Linked DNA regions of Homo sapiens: region 2 is linked to region 1. A link is a loop called in an ENCODE intact Hi-C map of the cell type or tissue named here. Cell type or tissue: K562. All regions are shown on one strand. Each heading gives the region's core, and the rest is flanking DNA. Links, peaks and the distances in the headings are about the cores only. Region 1 overlaps PRKAG2 (protein kinase AMP-activated non-catalytic subunit gamma 2). Region 2 overlaps GALNT11 (polypeptide N-acetylgalactosaminyltransferase 11).

Evidence for each region. Hi-C counts contacts between places; a loop is a spot of excess contacts. Peaks named below come from ENCODE experiments on the same cell type or tissue, not always from the same donor. Only the 100,000 strongest peaks of a DNase experiment are listed, where the experiment ranks them.
Region 2: it touches region 1 in a loop (5-fold over the local background); 10 of 110 quality-filtered maps call a loop at or near these places.

The regions. Positions count from the first base shown.
Region 1 is chr7:151,771,403-151,786,333 of GRCh38, reverse strand. It overlaps PRKAG2 (protein kinase AMP-activated non-catalytic subunit gamma 2), which reads left to right. Exons shown (of 16, transcript NM_016203.4): 3 at 4,903-5,182. Among named protein-coding and RNA genes, the nearest start is that of PRKAG2-AS2, 27 kb to the left of the region's middle. RefSeq lists enhancers at 638-1,527, 1,528-2,417 and silencers at 3,149-3,248, 3,359-3,448. In K562, for the core only: a CTCF peak has its summit at 3,272 (motif pointing left); a DNase peak (open chromatin) is centred at 3,273; H3K4me3 peaks cover 231 bases; H3K27me3 peaks cover 6,740 bases.
Region 2 is chr7:152,026,064-152,040,994 of GRCh38, reverse strand. All of the region lies in intron 1 of GALNT11 (polypeptide N-acetylgalactosaminyltransferase 11), which reads right to left. Among named protein-coding and RNA genes, the nearest start is that of GALNT11, 7.9 kb to the right of the region's middle. RefSeq lists an enhancer at 2,032-2,533 and a silencer at 14,787-14,931. In K562, for the core only: a CTCF peak has its summit at 10,702 (motif pointing right); DNase peaks (open chromatin) are centred at 10,719 and 14,594; H3K4me3 peaks cover 541 bases.

The DNA.
Region 1 (14,931 bases), core at 1-8,000:
AGCCCATCCTGCGACAGCTCACCTCGCATGGCCAAGCCTGGCGTATCGGCCGGGCTATCCCACTAGAGAGCCTCCTGGGCTTCACCCCTTTTTCTTCTCCTCACGTGGCACTGACTGTGGCCCACTAGACCCCCCTAACATGGGCAGAGGCAGTGGAGGAAGATGAGCAGTGAGCTAAGCCCGGTGGAAGGTATCGGTCACTGCCGACCATCTGTGGTCTTTGGGCTGAGTTCGACTGGCAGGACTTTGCCCTGCTGCCCACCAGCGCCCACCCCCAGCGCTGGGCTCTCTCCTTCCACCTCGTGTTGCACCCTCTCCACACGCCTTTTTCTCTCTTTCCACTTTTCCTTTCCTCTCTTTAGCTCCTCGCCGTCCCTCCTGCACTGGTGAATTTCCCTCCCATTAGGAAACTAGTGTCTCGAGGAGGTTGTTGACTGTGTAGGGTCAGGTGGCCAGAAAGAGTGTGGGGTGGGGTGGGGGGCTCTGGAGAGGGAGCCACAGCATCAGGTGAGGGTCGAGGTGGCCGTGGCAGGGCGCAGAGGTCCAGGCTGCTTGCAGGTTTCTCCTGCAGCCAGGAAGTAAGGGTGGGTGGAGGCCTGGTAGGGGACGTGCTTCCTGGCATTCTGCCACCCACAGACCCCTCCGGCAGGTGACAGCAGACAGAGCTAGTGATCTGGGGGCTACGTACAGGGTCTGGGATGGGTTCTGGGTGCCGGCTAGCCTGGGATGAAGGCAGGAGTTCCCATGCTGGAAAAAGCAAATCTCCTCTTTAAGCATTTGAATTACACACAACTGAATCAAATTGGTGTCGGCCTGTGGGGCTCCACTGGTGCCAGTGCCCTCCCCACCCTGCCCTGAACAAGCAACCTTATTAGCAGCTCTCGTGGCCCATCCAGCAAAGACTGCCAGGGAATGGCCTTGAGCTTCTGGGCCAGCAGAGAGTGGAGTGGCAGGAAGGGGCCACCAACCCCGTGCAAGGCTGTGGGACCAGCCCCGCGGGCACTGGGTCGTCTTCCTCCTGTTTGACTCTGCAAAACCCTTCTTTCCAGTGAAAACCTTGCACGGAAGATCTGAGAGTGTGGGAGAGACACAGGGGCCACAGCCAGGCCCTGGCCCCAGCTTCCTCTCTGGCAGCTGCATGACAAATGGCCCCATAGGCAGAGCTCTGCTCCGCAGACGGCTGAATGCCTGCTCTCCATTAGCTCTGCGGAGCCAGGCACACACTTGGGAGTCTTGTCAATACCCGGGGAATCATCCGGTTGCATTCACCAACATATCATTTGGCTATAGCTTGCCCAAGAGCAAGGCCTGAGGCCCTGTCCCTGGTGGCTTCAGCTGGCGCCTGTTATCTGCACCGCCACGCAGCCCACCCCAGCAGGCCTGTCCCTCCGCCTGGCTTTCCCACCGTCTGGGAGTGTGATCTGGCCCCCAAGGTTCCCGGTGAGAGGGGTCAGACAGGGCCCAGCATCCAGCATGCTTCGGCCATTTTCCAGAGACAGGACTGGCAGGGCTGCTTCCTAGGGCTCCCTCCTCAGGCCTGATCCCTGGATGCCCGACTCCACTGGCCTGGATTCAGAATACAGAATGGAACCCCATTCAGGATAATCCTGGGGTCCCCCTTGCTCATCAAATATGGTTAAACTGGCCTTTCATGACTGGTTCTCCAGGGGCTCATGGCTCAACTTCCCCCGTGACCCCCACCCTCATGGTGGCCCAAGTGAATGGCCGGCCCTCTGTCTCTGTGCTTCAAACCCCTTCTCCTCTGTCTCTGGGCACTGGACACCTCCCCGGCCCTGTCACTGCGTCTCTGAAGCCTAGCCAGCTGTCAGGGCCTCCTCTGGGTCAGGGCCTCTGTTAAGGGGCAGGTTTCAGCTCCGGGCCATTTATCCATCTGCATGGTGCTTATGGTGCTTCGGCCTTGTGGGCACTCTGCAAGCTCTCCTGGGGCCCCGCTCCCCTATGTGTCTCTGTTTCCCTGTAGGACTGGACATTTGCATTGGCTCGGCCCTCTCCCCCGGCTCCCCAGCAAGCTCCCTATGCTGTAAACAGAGCACGTCCATGCACCAGGTCCGGGCTCACCTTTCCAGCAGCTCCAAAATCCCACCCCTCCCTCCGGTCCTCCCATGTGGCCTCGGCTCCTCTTCCGGTTCACACCCTCGAGGCTGCTGTCGTGATTGTCTCAGCCCTGGGAACGAGGCTTGGACAACCAAGTCGTTGTCCACATTGCGGGAAACTGAGCTGTGACCAAACCCGGGCCTCCACCCAGGACCAGCTTATGTCACCTTGTGATAGGACCACCCTGGTGCCTGTGTGTGTTGTTCCTACTGGCTTCTCTCAGCCCCCATCCCACCCTAGACCTGCACACACAGCACCCACCACTTGAAGAAGAACCTCTTTTTTTTTTTTTTTTTTTTTTTTTTTGAGACAGGGTCTTGCTCTGTACCCAAGCTGGCTGGAGTACAGTAGTGTCACCTTGCTCACTGCAACCTCCACCTCCATCTCTGGGGCTCAAGTGATCCTCCCACCTCAGCTGCTTGAGTAGCTGGGACTACAGGCCACCACACCTGGCTAATTTCTGTATTTTTTGTAGAGACAGGGTTTTGCCATGTTGCCCAGGCTGGTCGAGCTCAGGTGATCCACCCACCTCGGCCTCCCAAAGTGCTGGGATTACAGGTGTGAGACACCACCCCCTGCCTGAAGACTCTCTTGTTTGTAAATTTATTCTCAGGATTTGTCCTGATTCCCATAGTTAGGTGGAATAGTGGCTAACTGGGATATTCTATAAACAGAGAATCTAAATGCTTTTCATATTAAATGGTCAAAAAAAAAAAATCAGCTGGGCATGGACAACTGTAATCCCAGCTACTCAGGAGGCTGAGGTAGGAGGATTGCTTGAGCCCGGGAGGTGGAGGTTGCAATGAGCTGAGATTGCGCCAGTGCACTGCAGCCTTGAGCGACAGAGGGAGACCCTGTCTCAAAAACAAAAAACAGAACTACACAAAAAAAGAAAAACTCAAAACTTAGCTTGAGTTACAAGGTCCTATAGCACCACACTCTTCTTCCTGCCGGGCCCACTCACGAAGGTGTCCGCGCCAGGCCGGACCTACACCTCCACGTGGCGGCGCCGGCTCTTTCGGCTGGAGAGGCCGCGCGGGGAGGCTGTGCTGCGCGGGTCCACGCCACGGGCATCCTATCCTCCCGGGGCCGCGGGCTCGGGGCTTGGGCCGCCCTCTAGTGGCGGAAGAACGTCCCCAGGCCGCGGTCCGGACAGCGCACCCCGTGGTGGGACAGAGAGACCCCGAAGTGGCACCGAGGCTGCCTGTGGGGTGTCCTGTGTTCCCTTTTCAGCACAGCGCGGCCGCCCGAGGGCAGTATTTCCCGCGTCTGCCCTGGTCCTGGCTCCCCGCGAGCGCTGCGGACGAGTTACTCGCCCTTCTTGCTTCTGAACTGGGTCATCTCTGAGGTCCTTTCCACTCAGTGTTGCTTGCAAGTTTCCCAAGTGGTAGGACAAGAGCTGTTTACCACGCACCGTGTGCTTCCTGGCCTCACGCGGCTTCATCTGACGTTCAAGCAGCCCTTGAGGTGAGGGCACGGCCATCCTCATTTTACAGATGAGGGAGCTGAGGCTCGGTGAGACCAAGTAACATGCCCAGGTTGGCTCAGCAGGTGGCAGAGCAGGGGCCAAATACCGGCACCCAGAGGCAGGGCAGGAGCTCCTCCACGCATCCAGCAGGAACACGGCTGCGGGCACGTGAGATATTTCTCAAAGTCTGCTATGAGCTCTGTGCCTTGGCTTAAAGTTATGGGGTCTGATAATTTTTTAAGCCATGACTAGAATTTTAAATCATTGGTGAAGTGAGTCTCAGAGGTTTGGGGCTTTGTTAACTTCCTTCTTTCCTTCTTTCTTTCCTTCCTTCCTTCCTTCCTTCCTTCCTTCCTTCCTTCCTTCCTTCTTTCCTTCCCTCCCTCCCTCCCTCCCTCCCTCCCTCCCTCCTTCCTTCCTTCCTTCCTTCCTTCCTTCCTTCCTTCCTTCCTTTCTTTCCTTTCTCTTGAAATGGAGTCTCGTTTTGTTGCCCAGGCTGGAGTGCAATGGCGCCATCTCGGCTCACTGCAACCTCCGCCTTCGGGGTTCAAGAGATTCTCCTGCCTCAGCCTCCTGAGTAGCTGGGATTACAGGCGCCCGCCACCATGCCCAGCTAATTTTTTTTTTATTTTTTTATTTTTAGTAGAGATGGGGTTTCACCATGTTGGCCAGGCTGGTTTCAAACTCCTGACCTCAGTTGATCCACCCGCCTCGGCCTTCCAAAATGCTGGGATTACAGGCGTGAGTCACCGTACCCGGCTGGCTTTGTGAACTTTTCTCCTGACTTCTGTTGGCAACCTCAGTCTTTCAAATGCTGAAGCAGCTTGGAGGTGAAAAATTCATCATCACCTAGGACTGAGGTCTCAGGATGGAGCTCCAGGCCCGCTCTGTTCTGGAACATAGGGATCTTATAGGCAGGCAAGAGGACTGCAGTCCTGTGTGGTCAGAACTTGGATGGACGTGAGGTCTTGAGAGGTGAAGGCAGGCAGGCCCATAATAAAGGAGGGAGACGCTCATTTTGAGCTCCGCTTCCCTTCCTCCCCTCTACCTCCTGGAAGCCCCTTCTAAGGAGTGGGACAGGATGGTCAGTGGACCTCCAGGACGTGGTGCTGCCAGCCTGTGAGGGGCCATCCTTGGGGCAGGTGCTACCTGCAGACCATTCAGTGGCTACCTCTGTGGAAGAGCTTAGGGCTGTTTCTCTGGGAGGGTACTATGGGGGGCCCGCATGTGAGAGAGGACAATGATAAGTTTCATACAGGGCAGGAGGCAGCGTGTCCAGAGCGTGGAGTGACTGCATCCATTCGTCTGTTTTTCTGCAGGTGGACAGCCCCTTCGGCCCGGGCAGCCCCTCCAAAGGGTTCTTCTCCAGAGGCCCCCAGCCCCGGCCCTCCAGCCCCATGTCTGCACCTGTGAGGCCCAAGACCAGCCCCGGCTCTCCCAAAACCGTGTTCCCGTTCTCCTACCAGGAGTCCCCGCCACGCTCCCCTCGACGCATGAGCTTCAGTGGGATCTTCCGCTCCTCCTCCAAAGAGTCTTCCCCCAACTCCAACCCTGCTACCTCGCCCGGGGGCATCAGGTTTTTCTCCCGCTCCAGAAAAAGTAAGACCTTGATGCTATTGTTTCAGGTGGGTGCTGGGGTGCTGGGGGTCTCTTCTGCAGCCACACATCCACGGTGGCACCGAAGCTGCCAGGTGGCTGTGAGCAGCTTGGTGCTGAGTGCCTGTATCTGTTTCTCCCCACCCCCACTTCCCCCTAAACAAATCTCTCTCCAGAACATCAGTTTCCACCTGTCACTTTCTTCCCATGCTAATCTATCAAAGCGTAATCCTTCTGGTCCAGCAAGGTCCTTGGGTTAACTGTAAACATCCTGATACTCACAGTACAGCTTGTATGGACAATCAGATGACACACTTGCCTCCAGCCTTCTCTGGAAACTGCAGGCATGGAGCCAAGCTTAGGCCCTCACCCGGGGCCACGGGACCATACTGCTTTGGTCAGCCTGATATGGCTTCCACTCTCTGTGGTTTGGTATTTGAGGGTTTGACTACACCTGTTTCTGGCAAATCCTAACTTTTTCTGTTTGGGGCTCTGGGCAGCAGGGAATGGAAGCTAGGAGGGATTTGCTGGGGAAATGGAAGGAGGAAATGTGAGTGTTTAAGAAAGAGTTCCGTAGGTTCATTAGTGTTTGTGATCTGAGGATAAGGTATTTTCATTTGAGCGCCGTCGATGATAATATGAAATATACCACGAACTAGAAAGTTTATGGCGTTTACTTTCTCCTTTCCTTTGTCTATTCTTTCCAGTTCTTTCTACTGACTTAGAACATTTGTATTGGGGAAGATAGTGATGTGGAAAACAAATTTGTCCTTGACCATCAGAGGCCTGGGATAGTTCACCTTTCTCTCCAGGCTGACTTTTACTCAGAAAGACTGGCAATACTGTGTGTTAGAGCAACGCTTTATATCTGCAAGGCCAGGCGGCAGCAAGAGGGGAATTTCGGTGTTTCTGACTTCGAACTCTTCCATCAGGCAGCAGTGGCTGTAGGACGAGAAGCCAGGTCTCTGTCAGCCTCACTACTTCATCCACCACCTTGGAGGTGGAGGGGATGGTGGCCGTATTCTGTGTGAGTGGAGCAGATCTATCTCTTGGACAGATTTTGCACTTCGTCTTTCTACATAAAACAAATGAAGGTGCTCCCGCCTGTGGGTTGTGTGTGTGTTGTGGGGGGCAGGTCCTGACCATGCTCTACACACACCCCTCACTCAAGGCTGTGGGGTTGTCACAATTTCCTTTAAGTTTGTGCACTTTAGCCTTAAGGTGCCCCTTTCTTTCCCCATCTCCTTGTATAAACATCGTCTAGAGATGAGGGATCAAAGTGCTGTACAGAGGAAGGAAATCAGGCCCGTCCTGATGGGAAAGCTGCGTGAGGGCTCCACGTCACACAGGTGGGATTTGTCAAAGAGAAGGAGGATGTGTGCGCAGTTTGCCTTGTTGGGGAACTTGCGATGTTGTGTAGATTGAATGTGCTGGAATTGGTGGATGAAAAGACAGGATTCCTGCCTTCAAGGGCTCCTAGTCAGAGGCAAGCAGGCTTCAGAAGAAAGGACGAGATTGTCTCCATGGTACTGCCTGTGCTCAGTTAGGACAGGGCAGGCTTTCTGAGCGGGGCGGAGAGCAGCACAGGGAACCTGATGATCGGAAGGGTGCCCAAAGGAGTGTAGGAGCTGTGAGCTGGCTCCCATGGGAAGGTCTTGAAGCTCTGGCAGGAACCATCACCCTCCGCCTCCCTCTACATCATTCTCCTGCACAGAGCCCTCCATGGGGGTGGGAGGAGAGGGTGAGAGGGAGGAGCGGGGAGAGGAGGAGGAGGGTCCCTGCAGGCAGAGGGTCCCTTTGGGAGCCCAGCAGTGGCACCAGGAGGTGCAGGAGAAGTTGTTCAGTCCTCAGGGCCTAGGCTGCAGCTCAGTACAGCATTTGGTGGGAGGTTTGGTGCTGTCCACTGTTCAGCCTGGGAAATGAGCTGTTCTTTTAGAAACTGGGTCTGGAAAAATCTCTTTTTGAAACCATATCAATTTCTTAAAGTATTCCTCCTTTTCACTATCTTTCATTGTTATTTATGTTTAGATTTTCAATCTCTTTCAACTGTTTTCTTTCAGTAACTGACAGAATTGCAGACAGACAGATAATCAAAGCTAGAAGGGACTGTAAGGAAAGCATTTATGGGGGAAGAAAGCATATGCATATAATAATTTGAACACAGCATATATGGGTGTGTGTGTGTGTGTTTTGGATTTGTATAGATGTATGTGTGTATGTATGTGCATATATGTATGTGTGTACACACATATATACCTTTTTTATTTTTTAAAAGGACATGCATTGGACTGCTAGTGGTAGCTTCTAAGTGAAGAATTAGGAGTGGATGGGTGGAAGGAAAATGTTGCTTTATCTGATATTCCAATTTTTTGAGACTAGCTTCACTTATTGGTAATTAAAAATGAATACATCTTGAAAAAAATGTCAAGCTCCCAGACCTGAGCTTTGGGGCGGTGGCGAGATGTGGAACAGAAGTTGCGGGTGTTGGTAACAGCAGAAGAAAGAGTTGAGCCACCAGGAATGCCTGGGGACAGCCAAGGCCCCGTGCTCAGCCTTAAGGGCTAGCTGGGGAATGCTGGGATGTAGCAGGGCTTGGAGAAGGCATGGGGAGAACCTACAGATGGCTGAGTGTGGAGGTCCAGGATGGGAGGCGGTGTTGCTCCATTTTGCATTGCTATAAAGGAGTACCTGAGGCTGGGTCATTTATAAAGGGAAGAGGTTTATTTGGCTCATGGTTCTGCAGGCTGCACAGAGGCATGGTGCCAGCATCTGCTTCTGGGGAGGGCACAGCCATCCAGTGGGAGCCTCATGCCCACTGCACAGATAAAACCAATTCACCGAGATCTTGGTATTGTAGTAAAATGTTTAATGTGAGGCCAGCCACATGGGAGATGGAGCTATCACTCAAATCAGTCTCCCCAAAGGCTCAGAGCTTAGGGTTTTTATGGACAATTTGATGGGCAGGGGGCTAGGGAACGGGCACTGCTGATTGGTTGGGGATGAGATCACAGTGGTGTGGAAACGGGCCTCCAGCACTGAGTCGGCCTCTAGGTGAGGGCCACAGGGTCAGCTGAGTCATGAGTCATGGGTCTGGGTGGGGTCCATTGGTTGCCAGAATTCAAGTCTAAAAAATTATCTCAAAAGACCAATCTTAGGTGTTAAATAGTGATACTATCTACAGGAGCAACTGGGGAAGTTGCAAGTCTTGTGACCTCTGGCTCCATGACCCCAGAGCAGTACGAGATCATAGAAACTACACCTGCATGTTAGCCCGGTTCAGGCCCCTCCCATAATCCTAATCTGTGGTCTTTCATTCATCTCACAAAGCTGGTTTTCAGTCCCTGAGCAAGGAACAGTTGGTTTCAGGGAGGTACTATTATCATCCTTGCTTTCAAATTAAACTATAAACTAAATTCCTCCCTTTGTTAGCTTGGCCTCCGCCCAGGTAATGAGCAAAGCCAGCCAGCCTGTGAGGCTGGATGCAGGATGGAGTGGGCCAGGCTGGACCTTCTCCTGCTGTCGTGATCTCTGCCAAGGTGTTTGCAAGGGCTTCAGGCTGCTTCCACTCATGGAGGAAGGCGAAGGAAAGCCGGGGTATGCAGAGCTCACACGCAAGGGAGCAAGAGAGAGGGGGGAGGTACTGGAGTCTTTAAAGCACCCAGCTAAGAGAGCAGGACTCACTGCCGCAGGGAGGCAACCCAGCCATTCATGAGGCATCTGCCCCCAGGACCCAAACACCTCCCACGGGGCCCCACCTCCAACACCGGGGATCCAATTTCAACCTGAGAGCGGGGAAGAAACACTCAACCTCTATCAGAGGTGGATCCAAGACTCCCAGCCCCTCTGGATCTCAGCGGGTCCCAGCAGACACTGTGCTCACAGTGAGGGAACGCAGGCACAGGCCTGGGGATGACTCTGCTGGTGTCCACATGGGGTGCTGCCGCAGTGAAGAGCTAGACCTCGGGGCCCATGCTGAACCTGGCCATGGCCCCTTCCATTGGGGCCTGTGGTCTGCACAGGAGGAAGCTCCCAGACTCCCCTCCACCCTTTCCTTAAAGCCAGGGGCCGAGACAGGCAGGTGGAGTCAGAGAGTGAGTCCCCCAACCCATCTCCTGTACTGCAGGAGCTCCAGCTGCGGGCTGAGGAATGTGGGGGCTGTACCTTCGGGAGGCCTCACCCCGGCAGTGTCCAGCACCCAAGGGGTCCTGGGGATGAGGCTGGGGCTCAGAAGCAGAGACTGTGAGGCCCCTGATCATCCTCTGCAATGTACCTGAAGGCCTCATTGCTGGGTAGGGGCCCACAGTCCACTCATAGCTCCACACCCCTGTGCCCCTAATCCACACACTGGGGTATATGAGCCCCTCAGCTACCTCTCATTCCAGAAACTTAAAACTGCTGCTTCCTCACCTAGGGTGCCTGCACTGCCCCGGCTGGGCCTGCCATCTGCGCCTTCCTCCAGGCCTGAGTGTGGTCTGTGAGCTCAGTGAGCCTGTGAATTGCTTTTTTCCTATGGCAGAAGTGCAGACAGCTGCGAAGGGAGCGGGACCTGGGGCTGCCTGCTGGGGCCCGTGTGTACCCGGGGCCTGGGCCCTCCCTTGGGACACAGGGAGTCAGGCACTGCAGCTCTTTATTGTTGGTGGACATGGTGGGACGTTGGCCACTGAAGACAGGCCTGACTCCTGGCTCCTTTCGGCTGCCTTTTTCTGTTGAGTATTTCCAAGGCCCTTCAATGTCCTTGGTAGAAAATCCCCAGGTTCACTCTTCTGGCTTGTCAGGTACTATGGAGAAGGCAGAGCCTGTTACAGCCCGGTTACACCATCGGGGTAGACAGCCAGGGGCCGGGCTCAGGAAGGCTATGACATGGCTCTCAGCTACTCACAAGGGCAAGGATTGATTAGGTTGGGGTGGGGGCATGGCTTCTTCAGAGAAGCCCCCTGGGATGGGGAGTTCAGAACAGAGCAAGCCTGGTCCCCAGGGCAATTGCTCATGTTGGTGCCCTTGAGAATCAGTGAGGCCAGCTCCTTGGCTTTCCCTGAAAGAAGCCATCCCTCCCCGAGCCCTATGGCTGATAAGGCACGAAGCTCCAGGTCTCTGTGCTGTGGTGTTACTTGACTGGGAGGTCACCCTGAGCTCCTTCCAGATGGCCGTTCATTTGTGCCTGGCATGAGGCTGGCCTGGAGGAGGCAAAATCTGTCTGCTTTTCTCCGTACTTGAAATCTATTCCTGGATCAGGGTTCCCAGACTGTAGATTGCTCCCCCACTGCCCTAGAACTAACTTCATGAAATTGAGCCTGTGAGTAATGCCATCGGCCCATCTGGAGGGTCTTGGGAAGAAACAGCCCCGTGAAAGCCACTGTGTCCACTGGAGGGATGTCATGAAGACTTCGTTCATTACACAAGGCCCCTGGGAGGAACTTGCTGTCTGGTCTTGGTACCAAGAATAGCTGAACTTCTGATCAACGGGACTGCTTTTGTCTCTAGCAGACATTAATCGTGTAATAGCGCATTTCCTCTGTCTGCACTGGCTGCTAGAAGCCTTTGAACCAAATCTGGACAAAAGGCATTAAGGGATACATTTCCAGCCTTTCTGAATCCAGTTTTCGTCCCTCTTCTTTTATATTCACACGACCACTTTTTTAACAAGCAAACAATGTGTTGGAAGGATTTGGGGGCATTTACGGAATTCCAAAAAGAGCTGAACCCTCAGGACTCAGGAAGGGAAGGAACCAGACTGGCCCTGAGGCCTCAGCAGCAAGAATTCGTGGATCTTTCCAAGAGATCCAGAGAAGTCCTAGTCTGTGTCTCTCTCCATTTACTGTCCTAAATGCCTTGTCGCAGGATATCTGATTAGCCCAGTTAGGATCCCTGAATCAATCAGGGCGGGGTGGGGGGTAGGATCACGCAGGAGAAACAGAATGACCAAGAACCAGGAGGTAGGGCGGGAAGTTCCAGGATAAGAGGTCCAGTTGGCAATCCAAAGGGGACTGTGGCATCCCACCCTCCTTGGCCAGCATGTGTGCATGCACGCAAGGATGCCCTCATCACACGTGGCCCAACGAGCCTACATACAATTGTGTAAGCTGCTTCCCCCATGGAGGGCGATGCAGCCTCACATCCAGCCTTGACATTAAGGAGGATGTGGCTATGATCCCCTGTTTTCTGAGTCTTCTGTCTCAAGGTAATGCCCACTTCTCCTCATGTTCTATTTGCATCTCATCTTTCTGTCCTATAATTTATGGCCTACATGACAAACATAGAATCTAAAGTGTTGACAGGCTCCTCAGGTAATACTGATATACACCAGAGCTTGATAAGCACTGTTTTCTTTCTTTTTCTTTTTTGTTTTTTTGAAATGGAGTCTCACTCTGTCACCAGGCTGGAGTGCAATGGCGAGATCTCGGCTCACTGCAACCTCCACCTCCTGGGTTCAAGCGATTCTCATGCCTCAGCCTCCTGTGTAGCTGGGATTACAGGCGCCCGCCACCACACCTGGCTAATTTTTGTATTTTTAGTAGAGACAGGGTTTCGCCATGTTGGCCAGGCTGGTCTCAAACTCCTCACATCAAGTGATCCATCTGCCTCAGCCTCCCAAAGTGCTGGGATTACAGGTGTGAGCCACTGTGCCTGGCCGATAAACACTGTTTTATATTATTAAGGGGAAAGAAAGCAGGAAGATGAAAATTATGATCACTGTCATTTCAGAGGGAGAAATGAAAAAGGAAAAAGAGGTAATTCAATCTTCTAAGACACTCTAAGACAGGAGGGGGAACACAGATGGGGACCATGGTTCTGGATTCCACAGCTGATCTTGGGACCAGCAAGTACCTAGGCTGGCTGGTGTTTTTTGCCCAGGGAAGAGAACCAGACCTTTCTTCTGGAAGGATCTTACCTCTCAGAGGCTGCCTGTATGGAGTTGCCGTAGTCTTTCACTAACATTTGCCTCTGGTCAGAGGTACAGTAGCGTGAGGATTCGTAGTGTGGCTGGCGTTCTCATCATACTCCTAGCCACCATGGAATATCAAACCTACTTCCCTTTGATGATCAGAGTCAAACACCCCAACCAAAACAATGCCCCACTTTTCCGTCTCTCCCTCTAATGCAGCAGTCAGCAAATGACAAAATCAGCCCCGGGACAAAATCTGGCGTGCCACCTCTTTTTGTAAACAAAGCTGTCATGGAGACACAGTCACGCCCATCTGTGTGTTCCTCTCCTGCCGCTTCCACACTTCAACAGCAGAACTGAGCAGGTGCAACAGAGACCCCATGGCCTACAAAGCCTGAAATGTTTACCTGGCTGACCTTGTGCCACAAGAATTATTACGTGGCTGAGTGGCTGCAGGAGCTTCCAGAACAGTGAATCTTTAGCTTCAAAAGATTTTGCAAGTTGGTTTAGGGTGATCTTGCCTTTGGAGATGAGGAAAGGAAAGTGCATGTCTGTGTGTTCATGAACTGCCAATAATAAGATTAAAGTCTTTTAAAAAAGCAAAAAGAATCTTACACAGTCAGCAAGGCAGGACCTCCAGAATGATCTAATGTCGTGTTGCTAAATTTTGCTCCTTATAAAAGTCTGTGTGTGTTCTAAGTGCATTGTATGTAATTCTTTCAATCTTCATAGCAACTCTTCTATTTGTACAATGTTTACCAAACTAGAAACTGAGGCACGAGGGCTTAAGTTGTGGAACAAAGGCCACACAGCTACCAAGTGGTAAAGCCAAAATGTGAAGTCAGGTGGTTGAACTCCGAAGTCCACTTTTAGTCCAGGTGCTGAGACTCTGCTTTAATGGAATAGATCTTAGGGATCTATAAACCAATAATGGGATAGCCAGCTAGCCATTTACGAAAAAATAGATAAAAGTGGCTCCTTGGTCATTTCTCTCTCTTTCTTTCTCTTTCTTTCTTTCTTTCCTTCTTTCTTTCCTTTCCTTTCTTTCCTTCCTTTCTTTCCTTTCTTTCTTTCCTTCTTTCTTTCCTTCCTTCCTTCCTTCCTTGCTTCCCTTCCTTCCTTCCTTTCTTCCCTTCTTTCCTTCCTTTCCTTCCTTCCCTTCCCTTCCCTTCCCTTCCCTCCCTCCCTCCCTCCCTCCCTCCCTCCCTCCCTCCCTCCCTCTCTCTCTCTCTCTCTCTCTCTCTCTCTTTCTTTCTTTCTTTCTTTCTTTCTTTCTTTCTTTCTTTCATTCATTTAGAGACAGGGTCTCTGTCATCCAGGCCAGAGTACAGTGGCAGAATCACTGCAGAGCCTCAACTTCCCAGGCTCAAGCGATCCTCCTGCCCTTTGCCCGCAATAGGTGGAACTGCAGATGCACACCACCATGCCTGGTTAATTTTTTAACTTTTTGTAGAAATTGGGTCTCAGTGTATTGCCCAGGCTAGTCTCAAGCTCCTGTACTCAAGCGATCCTCCCACCTCAGCCTCCCAAAGTGCTGGGATTTAGGTGTGAACCACCACACCTGGCTCTTGGTCACACCAAAATAATTTCCGTGTGGAACTAAACTTTAAGTGTTTTAAGTAATGTACCTCCAAAACATTTGAATATCTAAATCTTGGGATGTCAGGCCTTTCTAGAAGGTGCAAAAAATATGTTTGTTTGTGATATAAATATCCACAGCCTTTCTTGCCTTCTCTCAAAGTTTGCAGGCTTGATTCTCAGAGCTTTGCTATATTGATGAGGTAGAGGAGAGCTGGATGCATTCCTGTTAGAAAGAATGAAGAATGTCTAAGAGAGAAATGCATAACGGGGGTCCAGGTGAGTGAAGGGAAGATTCTAGAAGGTGAGTTTTGGTTGGAGAAGATTTTGGAGAGTTTGGGAGCGTCATACCAGAGATTGAAGCCCAGTTCTTGTGCTGTGTAGGATGGTGGGAGAGGGATAGAAGAGATGACCCCCTGAAAGGGGCATTATGTGTGTTGGGAATATAAGCACACCGCTGGCTCCCAGGCAGCCTCTCCAGACACCTCTTCAGATTTCCTGAAAGGACTCACCTTAGTAGAAAGGCCTTCCTTTGACACCCTGGGTAAAGTAGTAGCAATCTCCTTGCAGGCATCTACACTACTGATTCCCCACAGGATATACTGTCTATTTACTGGTTCACTTGCCTGTCTCTCCCCACCAGAGTGTAAACTGTCTGAGGACAGGAATTCTGTTTTATTCAAAGCTTTCTCAGGGTCTAGAATGGCGCCTGAAGGCACTGAGCAAATTGTTTGAAATTAATTCACCAACAACTTAACTTGTTTTTCAATGCTTTCTAAAATGTGGGCTGATGCTTCTGAATACAAGATGATGGCTATACTGACCCAGGGATTTCAGTGGGTCATATGTAAGCCCGACCGGGTCCAGAAACTGTGAAGGGACAGAGGCAATTATCATTGATGACATCAAGATGACCACTTCCATACAGCTTCCCACTCCAAATAGAAAATGAAACAAAACAACAATATAAACGTGAAAAACACGTGCTAGACCAGAAGGAGATGATGAATTGATGGAGGACTAATATCCCTAATGTACAAAGATATTTACAAACCAGTGAAGCGAATGACTCAATGGCCTGAGTCTTGGAATCGAAAGTTTTAACAGGCTCCTCAGGTGATATTGATATATACCCCAGAGCCTGAGACTTCTAGGAAAGATGGCATTGTGTGTACTGCATGCATACAAAATGATTCCTCCCACAGTTGTTCAGATACAGCAAAAGGACACGGAGCTCTCTGGCTTTGGAACAGAGTGCAGGAGGAAAGGAGGAAGTGGAATAATCCCTAAG
Region 2 (14,931 bases), core at 6,697-14,696, 250 kb before region 1:
ATCGAGAAGCTGCCACAGATGGCGGAAGAAAACCTGAGGAAAGCTGGACAACCAGTCACAATAAGTAATTGGATTCTCCCTAGAATAACTAAATTTAAACCAATTGAAGGTGCTGAGAATGTTTTTACAGATGGGTCTAGCAACGGTAAAGCTTCTTATTCTGGCTCAAAAGGTAAAGTTTTTCAGATGCCCTATGGTTCAGCTCAAAAAGCAGAGCTCGTAGCTGTAATTGAGGTATTGACTGCTTTTAATATGCCTATTAATGTGATTTGATTCTTTATACATGGTTCATTCCACACAGTTAATTGAAAATGCTCAGTTATGATTTCATACAGATGAACAACTGATTACTTTATTTACCCAATTGCAAGCAGCAGTTAGGAGTAGAATGCACCCTTTTTACATCACTCACATTAGGGCTTATACATCTCTTCCAGGACCTTTGACTGAAGGGAATCAAATGGCTGATCGCCTTGTTGCTAAAGTAATATCTAATGCTAGACACTTTCACAATTTAACCCATGTTAATGCCTCTGGTCTCAAACGCAGATACAGCATTACCTGGAAAGAAGCTAAAGCTATTATCCAGCGATGCCCAACTTGCCAAGTGGTGCGTTCCTCATCTTTTACAGGAGGAGCTAATTCTCGAGAACTGGAACCTAATTCTCTTTGGCAAATGGATGTCACACATGTTCCCTCGTTTGGGAGACTAGTTTATGTACATGTATGTGTGGACACCTTTTCTCACTTTGTCTGGGCTACATGCCAATCAGGAGAGTCTTCTGCTTGTGTTAAACGTCACCTCTTGCAGTATTTTGCAGTGGTGGGCATTCCAGCTTCTATTGAAACAGATAATACCCCAGGCTATACTAGCCAAGCTCTAGCTACATTTTTCTCTATATGGAATATTAAACACATTACTGGTATCCCATATAATTCTCAAGGACAAGCCATAGTGGAAAGAATGAATCTCTCCCTGAAACGGCAGTTGCAAAAACAGAAAGGGGGAAATGGATTACAGGACAGCCCGCATACAATTGAATCTAGCATTCTTAACTTTAAATTTTTTGAGCCTGCCTAAAGGCCAGATGCTATCAGCAGCTGAACAGCATCTACAGAAATCAGCTGCAAAGACAGAAGCAGAAAAACTGGTTTGGTGGAGAGACCCAATAACAAAAAGTCGGGAAATAGGTAAAATAATAACTTGGGGTAGAGGTTATGCTTGTGTTTCTCCAGGACCAAATCAACAGCCGATTTGGATACCATCAAAACACCTGAAACCTTATCATAAGCCAGATGCTGGGGAAAAGATTCCAGGAGAATCCCGAGGACCCCCGGTTGCAGCCATGTCAAGACTGACGCTGAGGAGGATGCCAACTGTCATGAGCAACACCCATCGAACACAGCCACCCACCTGGGGACAGATCAAGAAGCTGTCACAGATGGCGGAAGAAAACCTGAGGAAAGCGGGACAACCAGTCACAATGAATAATTTAATGATAGCGGTGATCACCACTGCCTTCAACAAGGGCTGACACAGAGAACAATTACACTTATTGGGCATATTTATCCATCTTGGCTGGCAACAATGCCTGGATGCAATCACTCTATGACACAGTTACACATGCTTTCTGATCTCAGTATTTACCATAATGAATCTGCTCCTACAATTGAGGCATACCACCCTCAAAAACCTATTTATAAATAAAATTGAACCTGGCAAGAAAAAATGAACATACTTGTTTAGGAAAATTGCATTGCAGAACAGGCAGAGGTGCTGTGCAGTGATTCCTATGGAATTGATTGGTCCCCTAGGGGATGTTTAGCTTGAATTGCACCTCAGTCTGCGTGCCATGGCCACACTATGTTCAGCTGGTCTGAACAAAATGGTCAGATGGTAGAAATGGTAAGAAGTATGACAAGAGTTCCTATTATCTGGAACCATGGCAGTATAGTGGCACCTCAACCTCAAATGATATGGCCCATTGTAGGAGCTAAACAAGGATTTGTGGAAATTATTAATAGCTCTTAATAAAATCAAAATTTAGGAAAGAATAAAAAAGCATCTAGAAGGCCACTCTACAAACTTGTCTTTGGATATTGCAAAATTAAAAGAACAAATATTTAAAGCATCACAGCCACACTTGACCTTAATGCCAGGAACTAGAGTGCTCGAAGGAGCTGCAGACAGATTAGCAGCTAGTAACCTATTCAAATGGAGAAAAACACTTGGAAGCTCTGTGATTTCAACAATGATCGTCCTTTTAATCTGTGTTGTCTTTGTGTACTCTGCAGATGTGGATCCTGACTCCTGCAAGAAGTAGCTCACCATGACAAACCTGCCTTTGCTTTTATCACTTTGCAAAACAAAGGGGGACATGTTGGGAACAGGCCCCAAAATCTGGCCATAAACTGGCCCCAAAACTGGCCATAAACAAAATCTCTGCAGCACTGTGACATGCTCGTGATGGCCTTGACGCAATGCTGGAAGGTTGTCGGTTTACCGGAATGAGGGCAAGGAACACCTGACCCACCCAGAGTGGAAAACCACTTAAGGCATTCTTAAACCACAAACAATAGCATAAGCGATCTGGGCCTTAAGGACATACTTATGCTGCAGGTAAGCAGCCAGAGCCCATTCCTTTATTTCTGCCCATCCCTTTATTTCCCATAAGGAATACTTATAGTAAATCTTATGACTGGCTTGCTGTCAATAAATATGTGGGTAAATCTCTGTTCATGGCTCTCAGCTCTGAAGGCTGTGAGGCCCCTGATTTCCCATTCCACACTCTATATTTCTGTGTGTGTGTCTTTAATTCCTCTAGCGCCGCTGGGTAAGGGTCTCCATGACCCAGCTGGTCTCGGCAGTGAATGATCTCTGCAATGAAAACTATAAAATACTGATAAAAGAAATTGAAGAAGACGGGCTGGGCACAGTGGCTCAGACCTGTAATCCAAGCACTTTGGGAGGCTGAGGCAGGCAGCTCACCTGAGGTCAGGAGTTCGAGACCAGCCTGACCAACATGGAGAGACCCCCATCTCTACTAAAATTACAAAAATTAGCCGGGTGTGGTGGTGGGCAACTGTAATCCCAGCTCCTCAGGAGGCTGAGGCAGGAGAATCATGCGAACCCAGGAGGTGGAGGTTGCAGTGAGCCAAGATCACAGCAGTGCACTCCAACCTGGGTGACAAAGCAAGACTCTCTCAAAAGGAAGGAAAAAAAAAATTGAAGACATGCACGCACAAAAAGAAAGATGTTCCACATTCACCAACTGGAAGAATCAATACTGTTAAAATGTCCACACCACCCAAAGCAACCTACAGATTCGATGCAATCCCTATCAAAATACCAATGAACCAAAGACATTCTTCACAGAAATAGAAAAAAAAAATCCTAAAACTTATATGGAATAACAAAAGACCCAGAATAGCCTATGCTATCTGAGCAAAAACAACAGAACTGAAGGAATGACATTACTTGACTTCACATTATCTAACCCCAAATTACAACTTCAAATTATACTAAAGAGCTATAGTAACCAAAATAGCATGGCACCAGCATAAAAACAGACACACAGACCAATGAAACAGAATGGAGAACCCAGAAACAAATCCATACATCTACAGCGAACTCATTTTTGACAGAAGTGCCAAGAACATACATTGGGAAAAGGAGAGTCTCTTCAATAAATGGTGCTGCGAAAACTCGATATACATATGCAGAAGAATGAAACTAGATCCCTATCTCTCACTATACACAAAAATCAAATTGAAATGAATTAAAGACTTAAGACCTCAAGCTATGAAACTACTAAAAGAAAACACTGGAGAAAATCTCCAGAACATTGAACTAGGCAGAGATTTCTGGAGTAATACCCCACCACAGCATACATGGACAAATGGTATCACATCAAGTTAAAAAGCTTCTGTACAACAAAGGAACAACAAAGTGAAGAGAAACCTAGAGACCAGGAGAAAGTATTTGCAAACTATCCATCTGGCAAGGGATGAATAACCAGAATACATAAGAAACTCAAACAATGCTATAGGAAAAAAATCTAATAATCCTATTAAAAAATGAGCAAAGGTCTGAATAGACATTTCTCAAAATAAGACATACAAATAGCAAACAGGTGTATGAAAAGGTGATCAACATCACTGATCAGAGAAATGCAAAACAAAACTACAAGGAGATATCATCTCACCCCAGTTAAAATGGCTTATATCCAAAAGACAGGCAATAATGAATGATGGTGAGGATGTGGAGAAAAGGGAATCCTCATACACCATTGGTGGGAATGTAAATTAGTACAAGCACTATGGAGACCAGTTTGGAGGATCCCCAAAAACTAAAAATAGAGCTACCACGTGACTCAGCAATCCCACTCATAGTATATACCCAAAAGAAAGGAAATCAGTATACCAAAGAGGTCTGCAGTCTCATGTTTCCTGCAGCACTGTTCACAATAGCCAAGATATGGAAGCAACCTAAATGTCCATCAACAAATGAATGGATAAAGAAAACATGGTACATATACACAATGGAGTACTATTCAGCCATAAAAAAAGAATGAGATCCCATCATTTGCAACAACAGGGATAGAACTGGAGGTCATTATGTTAAGTAAAATAAGCCAGGTACACAGAATGACAAACTTTGCCTGTTGTCACTTATTTGTGGAAGCTAAAAATTAAAACAATTGAACTCACGGAGAGAGAGACTAGATAATGGTTACCAGAGGCTGAGAAGGGAGTGAGGGGAGAGACAGTTAATGTATACAAAAATATAGTTAAATAGAATGCATAAGATCTAGTATTTGATAGCACAACAGCATGACTACAGTCAACAAAACTTTATTGCACATTTTAAAGTAACTTTAAAAGAGTATCATTGGGTTGTGAAAGATTCTCCCCCAAGCCTGAAAGCTTAAGGGAATGAATACTTCCTCCCTCTTCAAGCCCAGTCCAAATGCGCAAGGACAGTTGCGCCAGCAGCATGCATCAGCAAGTTAGCAGAAGCAAGAAGAGAGCTGGGCAGAAGACACCCCCTGAAGATCAAGAGGGAGGCCAGCGGGCACTACGCAGCAGCCACATCAGACTGGGACAATTCCTGCTTATAGAGGACTGTAAAACCCCTTCCCCATCCTCACTTGGGGCTGACGCTATTGCCAAGCAGTGAGTACCATCTGACCCCTTTCACTTGCTATTCTGTCCTGTTTTCCCTTAGAATTCGGTGGCTAAATACCAGGCACCTGTCGGCCAGTTAAAAGTGACTAGCGGCCAGTTAAAACTGACTAGCACAGCCGCTGGACTAAAGACACGGGTGTCAGGCTTTCCGGGATAGGGCTCTCTAACAACCCCTGACTCTTCGGAGTTGGGAGTGTTGGTTTGCCTGGAACCAGCTTTCCGCTTTTCCTGTACTTCCGGGCTGAGCCGAGGGTCGACAGAGAGGAAAGCCATTCAGCTCCGGGGTCCTGACAACAAGTTGGTTGACCCTGTGGCCATGAGCAGAACTCTCGAAGTCATGTTGCCCAAGCGAGACTCGCCCATCTATCCTACCTATCCTGACCCTTGCCTCCTGGGTCCTAATGCTTGTCAGAAAAACTTTCTCTTGCCTCTCTTCTCTGAGGCTAGTCCCGCTTCTGGAAACCACTCCCTGTCTCTGGTGCTTTTCTAGTTTCTCCTGTAAGAATCATTTCTAGTATAAACTCCAGGACTCTGTTAACCTTCTTTAGGCACCCGGGCTCACCAATTAGAAAGACATAATTTTTGCCCAAAGCCCCATCAGGGTGGGGGACTGTCTTATCCGGAATTTTAGGATCCCTCCTCAGACTAGCAGGCCTAACAAAAGCTATTCCAGAAGCTAGGATACGGGGAGCTTCAGAAATGACATTCTTGTATTCATATAAGTGCGGACAAAAAGGCATCACTCTTCCAACTCTGGAGATCCCTCCCCTCCCTCAGGATATGGCCCTCCACTTCATTTTTGGGGCATAACATCTTTACAGGAGGGGTAAAGTCCCAATACTAACTGGAGAATGCTTAGGACCCTAACAGGTTTTCGAGAATGCATCAGTAAGGGCCACTAAATCCAATTTTTCTCGGTCCTCTTTGTGGTCTAGGAGGACAGGCAAGGGTGCAGATTTTTGAGAATGCATTGGTAAGGGCCACTAAATCCGACCTTCCTCGGTCCTCCTTGTGGTCTAGGAGGAAAACTAGTGTTTCTGCTGCTGCGTCAGTGAGTGCAACTATTCCCATCCGCAGGGTCCAGGGACCGACCGTTGTGGGTTCTTGGGCAAGAGGTGTTTCTGCTGCTGCATCGGTGAGTGCAACTATTCCGATCAGCAGGGTTCAGGGACCATTGTGGGTTCTTGGGCAGGGGGAGAAACAAACAAACCAAAACTGCGGGCGGTTTTGTCTTTCAGATGGGAAACAATCAGGCATCAACAGGCTCACCCTTGAAATGCATCCTAAGCCACTGGGACCAATTTGACCCGCAAACCCTGAAAAAGAGGTGGCTCATTTTTACCGCACTATGGCCTGGCCCCCATATTCTCTCTCTGATGGGGAAAAATGGCCACCTGAGGGAAGTATAAATTACAATACTATCCTGAAGCTTGACCTTTTCTGTAAGAGGGAAGGCAAATGGAGTGAAACACCTTATGTCCAAGCTTTCTTTTCATTGAAGGAGAATACACAACTATGCAAAGTTTGCAATTTACATCCCATAGGAGGACCTCTCAGCTTACCCCCATATCCTATCCTCCCTATAGCTACCCTTCCTATTAATGATAAGCCTCCTCTAATCTCCCCTGCCCAGAAGGAAATAAGCAAAGAAATCTCCAAAGAACCACAAAAACCCCTGGGCTATCGGTTATGTCCCCTTCAAGTTGTAGGGAGAGGGAATTTGACCCAACTAGGGTACATGTCCCTTTCTCCCTCTCTGATTTAAAGCAGATCAAGGCAGACCTGGGTAAGTTTTCAGATGATCCTGATAGGTACACAGATGTCCTACATGGTCTAGGGCAAACCTTCGATGTCACTTGGAGAGATGTCATGCTACTGTTAGATCAAACCCAGGCCTTTAATGAAAAGAATGCGGCTTTAGCTGCAGCCTGAGAGTTTGGAGATACCTGGTACCTTAGTCAAGTAAATGGCAGAATGACAGCTGAAGAAAGGGACAAATTCCCTACTGGTAAGCAAGCCATCCCCAGTATGGATCCCCACTGGGACCTTGACTCAGATCATGGGGACTGGAGTCGTAAACATCTGTTGACCTGTGTTCTAGAAGGACTAAGGAGAATTAGGAAAAAGCCCATGAATTATTCAATGATGTCTACCATAACTCAAGGAAAGGAAGAAAATCCTTCTGCCTTCCTTAAGTGGCTACAGGAGGCCTTAAGAAAATGTACTCCCCTGTCACCAGACTCACTTGAGAGTCAATTGATTGTAAAATATAAGTTTGTTACCCAATCAGCCGTGGATATCAGGAGAAAGCTCCAAAAGCAAGCCCTGGGCCCTGAACAAAATCTGGAGGCATTATTAAACCTGGCAACCTTGGTGTTCTATAATAGGGACCAAGAGGAACAGGCCCAAAAGGAAAAGCGAGATCAGAGAAAGGCTGCAGCCTTAGTCATGGCCCTCAGACAAACAAACCTTTGGTGGTTCAGAAAGGACAGAAAATGGAGCAGGCCAATCACCCGGTAGGGCTTGTTATCAGTGTGGTTTACAAAGACATTTTAAAAAAGATTGTCCAACGAGAAACAAGCCACCCCCTCATCCATGTCCGCTATGCCGAGGCAATCACTGGAAGGCGCACTGCCCCGGAGGACAAAGGTTCTCTGGGTCAGAAGCCCCCAACCAGATGATCCAACAACAGGACTTGAGGGTGCCTCGGGCAAGCGCCAGCTCATGTCATCACCCTCACTGAGCCCCGGGTACATTTAACCATTGAAGGCCAGGAAATTGACTTCCTCCTGGACACTGGCGTGGCCTTCTCAGTGTTAATCTCCTGTCCCGGACGACTGTCCTCAAGGTCCATTACCATCCGAGGAATCCTGGGACAGCCTGTAACCAGGTATTTCTCCCACCTTCTCAGTTGTAATTGGGAGACTTTGCTCTTTTCACACACCTTTCTTGTCACGCCTGAAAGTCCCACACCCTTATTAGGGAGGGATATGTTAGCCAAAGCTGGAGCTATTATCTACATGAATATGGGGAACAAGTTACCCATTTGGTGTCACCTACTTGAGGAAGGAATCTACCTTGAAGTCTGGGCATTGGAAGGACAATTTGGAAGGGCAAAAAATGCCTGCCCAGTCCAAATCAGGTTAAAAGATCCCACCACATTTCCTTATCAAAGGCAATATCCCTTAAGGCCTGAAGCTCATAAAGGATTACAGGATATTGTTAAACATGTAAAAGCTCAAGGCTTAGTAAAGAAATGCAGCAGTCCCTGCAACACCCCAATTCTAGGAGTACAAAAACCGAACGGTCAGTGGAGTCTAGTGCAAGATCTTAGACTCATCAGTGAGGCAGTAATTCCTCTATATCCAGTTGTACCCAACCCCTATACCCTGCTCTCTCAAATACCAGAGGAAGCAGAATGGTTCCCTGTTCTGGACCTCAAGGATGCCTTCTTCTGTATTCCCCTGCACTATGACTCCCATGACTCCCAGTTTCTCTTTGCCTTTGAGGATCCCACAGACCACACATCCCAACTTATATGGACCGTCTTGCCCCAAGGGTTTAGGGATAGCCCTCATCTGTTTGGTCAGGCACTGGCCCAAGATCTAGGCCACTTCTCAAGTCCAGGCACTCTGGTCCTTCAGTATGTGGATGATTTACTTTTGGCTACCAGTTCGGAAGCCTCATGCCAGCAGGCTACTCTAGATCTCTTGAATTTTCTAGCTAATCAAGGGTACAAGGCATCTAGGTCAAAGGCCCAGCTTTGCCTACAGCAGGTCAAATATCTAGGCCTAATCTTAGCCAGAGGGACCAGGACCCTTGGCAAGGAACGAATACAGCCTATACTGGCTTATCCTCACCCTAAGACTTTAAAACAGTTGTGGGGGTTCCTTCAAATCACCGCTTTTGCCAACTATGGATCCCCAGATAGAGCAAGATAGCCAGGCCCCTCTATACTCTAATCAAGGAGACCCAGAGGGCAAATACTCATCTAGTAGAATGGGAACCAGAGGCAGAAACAGCCTTCAAAACCTTAAAGCAGGCCCTAGTACAAGCTCCAGCTTTAAGCCTTCCCACAGGACAAAACTTCTCTTTATACATCACAGAGAGAGCAGGGATAGCTCTTGGAGTCCTTACTCAGACTCGTGTCTGACAACTGGTGGCACACCTAGGTAAGGAAATTGATGTAGTAGCAAAAGGCTGGCCTCACTGTTTAAGGGTAGTTGCAGCAGTACCCATCCTAGTGTCAGAGGCTATCAAAATAATACAAGGAAAGGATCTCACTGTCTGGACTACTCATGATGTAAATGGCATAGTAAGTGCCAAAGGGAGTTTATGGCTATCAGACAACCACCTACTTAGATACCAGGCACTACTCCTTGAGGGACCGGTGCTTCAAATACATACATGCGTGGCCCTCAACCCTGCCACTTTTCTCCCAGAGGATGGGGAACCAATCGAGCATGACTGCCAACAAATTATAGTCCAGACTTATGCTGCCTGAGATGACCTCTTATAAGTCCCCTTAGCTAATCCTGACCTTAATCTATATACCAACAGAAGTTCATTTGTGGAGAATGGGATACGAAGGGCAGGTTATGCCATAGTTAGTGACGTAACCGTACTTGAAAGTAAGCCTCCTCCCCCAAGGACCAGCACCCAGTCAGGAGAACTAGTGGCACTTACCTGAGCCTTAGAACTGGGAAAGGGAAAAAGAATAAATGTGTATACAGGTAGCAAGTATGCTTATCTAATCCTACATGCCTGTGCTGCAATATGGAAAGAAAGGGAGTTTCTAACCTCTGGGGGAACCCCCATTAAATACCACAAGGAAACCATGGAGTTATTGCATGCAGTGCAAAAACCCAAGGAGGTGGCAGTCTTACACTGCCAAAGCCATCAAAACGGGAAGGAGAGGGGAGAACAGCAGCATAAGTGGCTGGCAGAGGAAGGGAAAGACCAGCAGAAAGGAAAGAGAGAAAGAAACAGAAAATCAGAGAGAGACACAGAGAGAGGAAGTGAGAGACAAAGGAGTCAGAGAGAAAGAAAGAGACAAAGTCAAAGAGACAGAGACAAAGAGAGAGTCAGAGAGAGAGACATAGAAAGGCAAAGAGAGAGAGGAAGAGACAGACAAAGAGGGACTCAGAGAGACAAAGAAGTCATCAAAGAGAAAGAGAGATAGAAGTAGTAAAGAAAAAACAGTGTACCCTATTGTGGGCGGCAAGCCACCCAGGTGCCGAGGCAAGAGACTGAGGGCACGAGCTGTTCCAGTATAAAATATATAAAATAAGAAGTTATACTAAATATAGATCATAGAGATGATTATATATGAATATCATTAATCATTAGTTTGTAGCAATTACTCTTTATTCCAATATTATAATAATCTTCACTCTACAATCATAACCTAGGAAAAACCAGGCCATACAGGGATAGGAGCTGAGGGGACATAGTGAGAAGTGACCAGAAGACAAGAGTTGAGGCTTCTGTTATGCTCGGACAGGGCCACCAGAGGGCTCCTTGGTCTAGTGGTAACACCAGCGTCCCGTGATCTAGCGGTAGCATCAGTGTCAAGGAAAAACACCCGCTACTTAGCAGACCAGGAAAGGGAGTCTCCCTTTCCCCGTGGGAGTTTACAGAAGACTCTACTCCTCTACCTCTTGTCTTTTCTTTTATCTCTGTCTTGTGTCTTTATTTCTACACTCTCTCGTCTCCGCACACGGGGAAAAAACCCACCGACCCTGTGGGGCTGGACCCTACACCCTATTCCTTTAAAAGCCACAGTAAAGTTAAAACCTATAACTGATAATTGAAGGCCTTCTCTGTAACTCTGTAACACTCCAATACCACCTTGTTGTCAGTGTAAACAAGGGCGTAGCCCAAAAGCACTGAGGCCACTGACAACCCATAGCCTTCCTATCAAAAATCCTTAACCCAGCAGGTTTCCTAACAGGGGATCTAAATCTTAACTAACTACCATACAAAGGTCCGACCAGATCTAGGAGGAACTCCCTTCAGGACAGGACCATAGATGGTTCCTCCTGGGTGATTAAGGAAAAAAGACACAAGGGGTATTCAGTAAATGATAAGGGAACTGTAGAAGCAGAGTTAGGAAAACTGCCTAATAATTGGTTTGCTCAAATGTGCGAGCTGTTTGCACTCAGCCAAACCTTAAAGTACTTACAGAATCAGGAAGGAGCCATCTATATCAATTCTAAGTTAATATGGACTGAACGAGGTCTTATTAATAGCAAAGAATAATTGAAATCCCAAACTTACAAGGTTTTCAACAAAAGTAAAGTTTGCTAAAAGTTAACAGTGTAAACATATATTATTCTAACTTCTAATCTTGTGGAAATCAGACCCTATCAGTACCCCTCAAAGCTCAAGTCCGTCAGTGCAGAGCCATACAACTAATACCCCTACCTATAGGGTTAGAAATGGCCACTGCTACAGGAACTGGAATAGCCAGTTTACCTACTTCATTATCCTACTACCACACTCTCAAAGGATTTCTCAAGAGAGTTTGCAAGAAATAACAAAATCTATCCAGTAAGGATAGTAACTACAATTCCAAATAGACTCTTTGGCAGCAATGACTCTCCAAAACCACCGAGGCCTAGACCTCCTCACTGCTGAGAAAGGAGGACTCTGCACCTTCTTAGGGGAAGAGTGTTGTTTTTACACTAACCAGTCAGGGATAGTATGAGATGCCACCCAACATTTATAGGAAAAGGCTTCTGAAATCAGACGCCTTTCAAACTCTTACACCAACCTCTGGAGTTGGACAACATGGCTTCTCCCCTTTCTAGGTCCTGTGGCAGCCATCTTGCTATTACTTGCCTTCGGGCCCTGTATTTTTAACCTCCTTTTCAAATTTGTTTCCTCTAGAATTGAGACCATCAAGCTACAGATGGTCTTACAAATGGAACTCCAAATGAGCTCAACTAAACTTCTACCAGGACCCCTGGACCAACCTGCTGGCCCTTTCACTGGCCTAAAGAGTTCCCCTCTGGAGGACACTACAATTGCAGGGCCCCTTCTTCACCCCTATCCAGCAGGAAGTAGCTACAGCAGTCATTGGCCAAATTCCCAACAGCAGTTGGGGTGTCCTGTTTAGAGGGGGGGGATTGAGAGGTGAAGCTGGCTGTGCTTCTGGGTCGGGTGGGGACTTGGAGAACTACTCTGTCTAAAGGATTGTAAATGCACCAATCAGGGCTCTGTGTCTAGCTAAAGGTTTGTAAACACACCAATCAGTGCTCTGTGTCTAGCTAATCGGGTAGGGGACTTGGAGAACTTTTCAGTCTAGCTAAAGGATTGTAAATGCACCAATCAGTGCTCTGTGACTAGCTAACTGGGTAGCAGACTTGGAGAACTTTTCTGTCTAGCTAAAGGATTGTAAATGCACCAATCAGCGCTCTGTGTCTAGCTAAAGGTTTGTAAACGCACCAATCAGCACTCTGTAAAAACCGACCAATTAGCACTCTGTAAAACAGACCAATCAGCACTCTGTAAAACAGAGCAATCAGCACTCTAAAATGGACTAATCAGCTCTCTGTAAAATGGACCAATCAGCAGGATGTGGGTGGGGCCAAATAAGGGAATAAAAGCAGGCCACTGGAGCCAGCAGCGGCAACCTGCTCGGGTCCCCTTCCATGCTGTGGAAGCTTTGCTCTTTCATTCTTTGCAATAAATCTTGCTGCTGCTCACTCTTTGGGTCTGCACTAACTTTATGAGCTGTAACACTGACTGTGAAGGTCTGTGGCTTCACTCCTGAAGTCAGTGAGACCACAAACCTACTGCGAGGAACAAACAACTCTCGACATGCCACCTTTAAGACCTGTAACACTCACTGCGAAGGTCTGCAGGTTGACTCCTGAAGTCAGTGAGCTCATGAACCCACTGGGAGGAAAAAACAACTCCAGACGTGCCACCTTTAAGAGCTGTAACACTCACTGCAAAGGTCTGCGGCTTCATCCCTGAAGTCAGCAAGACCACGAACCCACCAGAAGGAAGAAACTCTGGACACATCTGAACATCAGAAGGAACAAACTCTCGACATACCATCTTTAAGAACTGTAACACTCACCGCGACAGTCCGTGGCTTCATTCTTGAAGTCAGCGAGACCAAGAATCCACTGGAAGGAACCAATTCCGGACACATTTACGCAGCAGCCACGTCAGACTGGGACACTTCCTGCTTACAGAGGACTATAAAACCCCTTCCTCACTTGGGGCTGATGCTATTATAAAACCCATTCCTCACTTGGGGCTGATGCCATTTAGGCATAAACCCGTCTGCACCCAGGCGCTTATTAAAACAGCATGTTGCTCCACACCGCCTCATGTCGTGGGGGTTGTTGGTGCGTCATCGGGGTTCAAACCAATACAAGAGCCTTGCAGGTTGTTTGTAGCACTAACAAAGGATAAATGCTTGAGAAGATGGATACCCTGCTTATCCTGATGTGATTATGCATTCTATGCCATATCAAATATCTCATGTACCTATAAATACATATGCCTACTATGTACCCACAAAAATTAAAAATAAATTTTTTTGAGATGGAGTCTCGCTCTGTCACCCAGGATGGAGTGCAGTGGCGTGATCTCGGCTCACTGCAAGCTCTGCCTCCTCGATTCACGCCATTCTCCTGCCTCAGCCTCCCAAGTAGCTGGGATTACAGGCGCCTGCCACCACGCCCGGCTTATTTTTTGTATTTTTAGTAGAGACGGGATTTCACCGTGTTAGCCAGGATGGTCTTGATCTCCTGACCTCGTGATCCGCTCGCCTTGGCCTTCCAAAGTGCTGGGATTACAGGCGTGAGCCACCGCACCCGGCTAATAAAAAAATTTTTAAAGAGATTTATTCTGAGCGAAATGAGTGTCTATGGCCCATGACACTGCCCTCAAGAGATCCTGAGAGCATGTACCCAAGGTGGTGGGGGCACAGCCTAGTTTTATACATTGTAGGGGAACATGAGTCTTCAATCAAATACAGGTATAGACTAGTTCGGGCAGGAAAGGTGGGACAACTCAAAGTGGCGGCTTCCAGGTCATGGGTAAGATGAGAGACAAACGGCTACATTCTTTTGAGCCTCTGCTCTGCCTTTTACTGAACACACAATTTACGCCATGGGGCAGGCAGAGGAATAGCCACTTGTGCCTTAGTCTGGCTCAGTGAATCTGCATTTTTACATAAATACAGGGCAGAGGAAGCCGTCAGACATGCATCTGTCTCAGGTGAGCAGAAGGATGACTTGAGTTCTGTCCCTGTTCCTCACCTGCGAAGACAAGCTGTCAATTTACACTGCCAGGGTGCAATTCCACACAACTGTTTCAGGGTAAAGATGTGGAGGTCCACAGCGAATTTCCTCCTGGCCAAAGGGTGAGGGAGCTGTGTGGCTTTTTATCTTTGCAGCTGTCTTAGGAACAAAACTTAGGGGCAGGTTTGCCTGACGCAGCTCCCAGCTTGACTTTGGCTTAGTGATTTGGGGTCCCGAGATTAAATTTCCTTCCACACTATTCTCCCTAGTTTTGTGTATGTGTGAACTATTCTATTTCTGGGCACTTTTAATTTTAAAAAGTGGACAATACTGATCTGGACTTCATTTTAGGAAATGCTGGGGGAGGCTGCAGGATCAGGTGTGCCTCCGTCCTAAATACGCGAAAACGAGGCCAGCGCCCTGGTCCTCGCCCCCACGCCCGCGAACAAGCCTCAGGAGACGCTGGGGGAGGCGCGGGGGC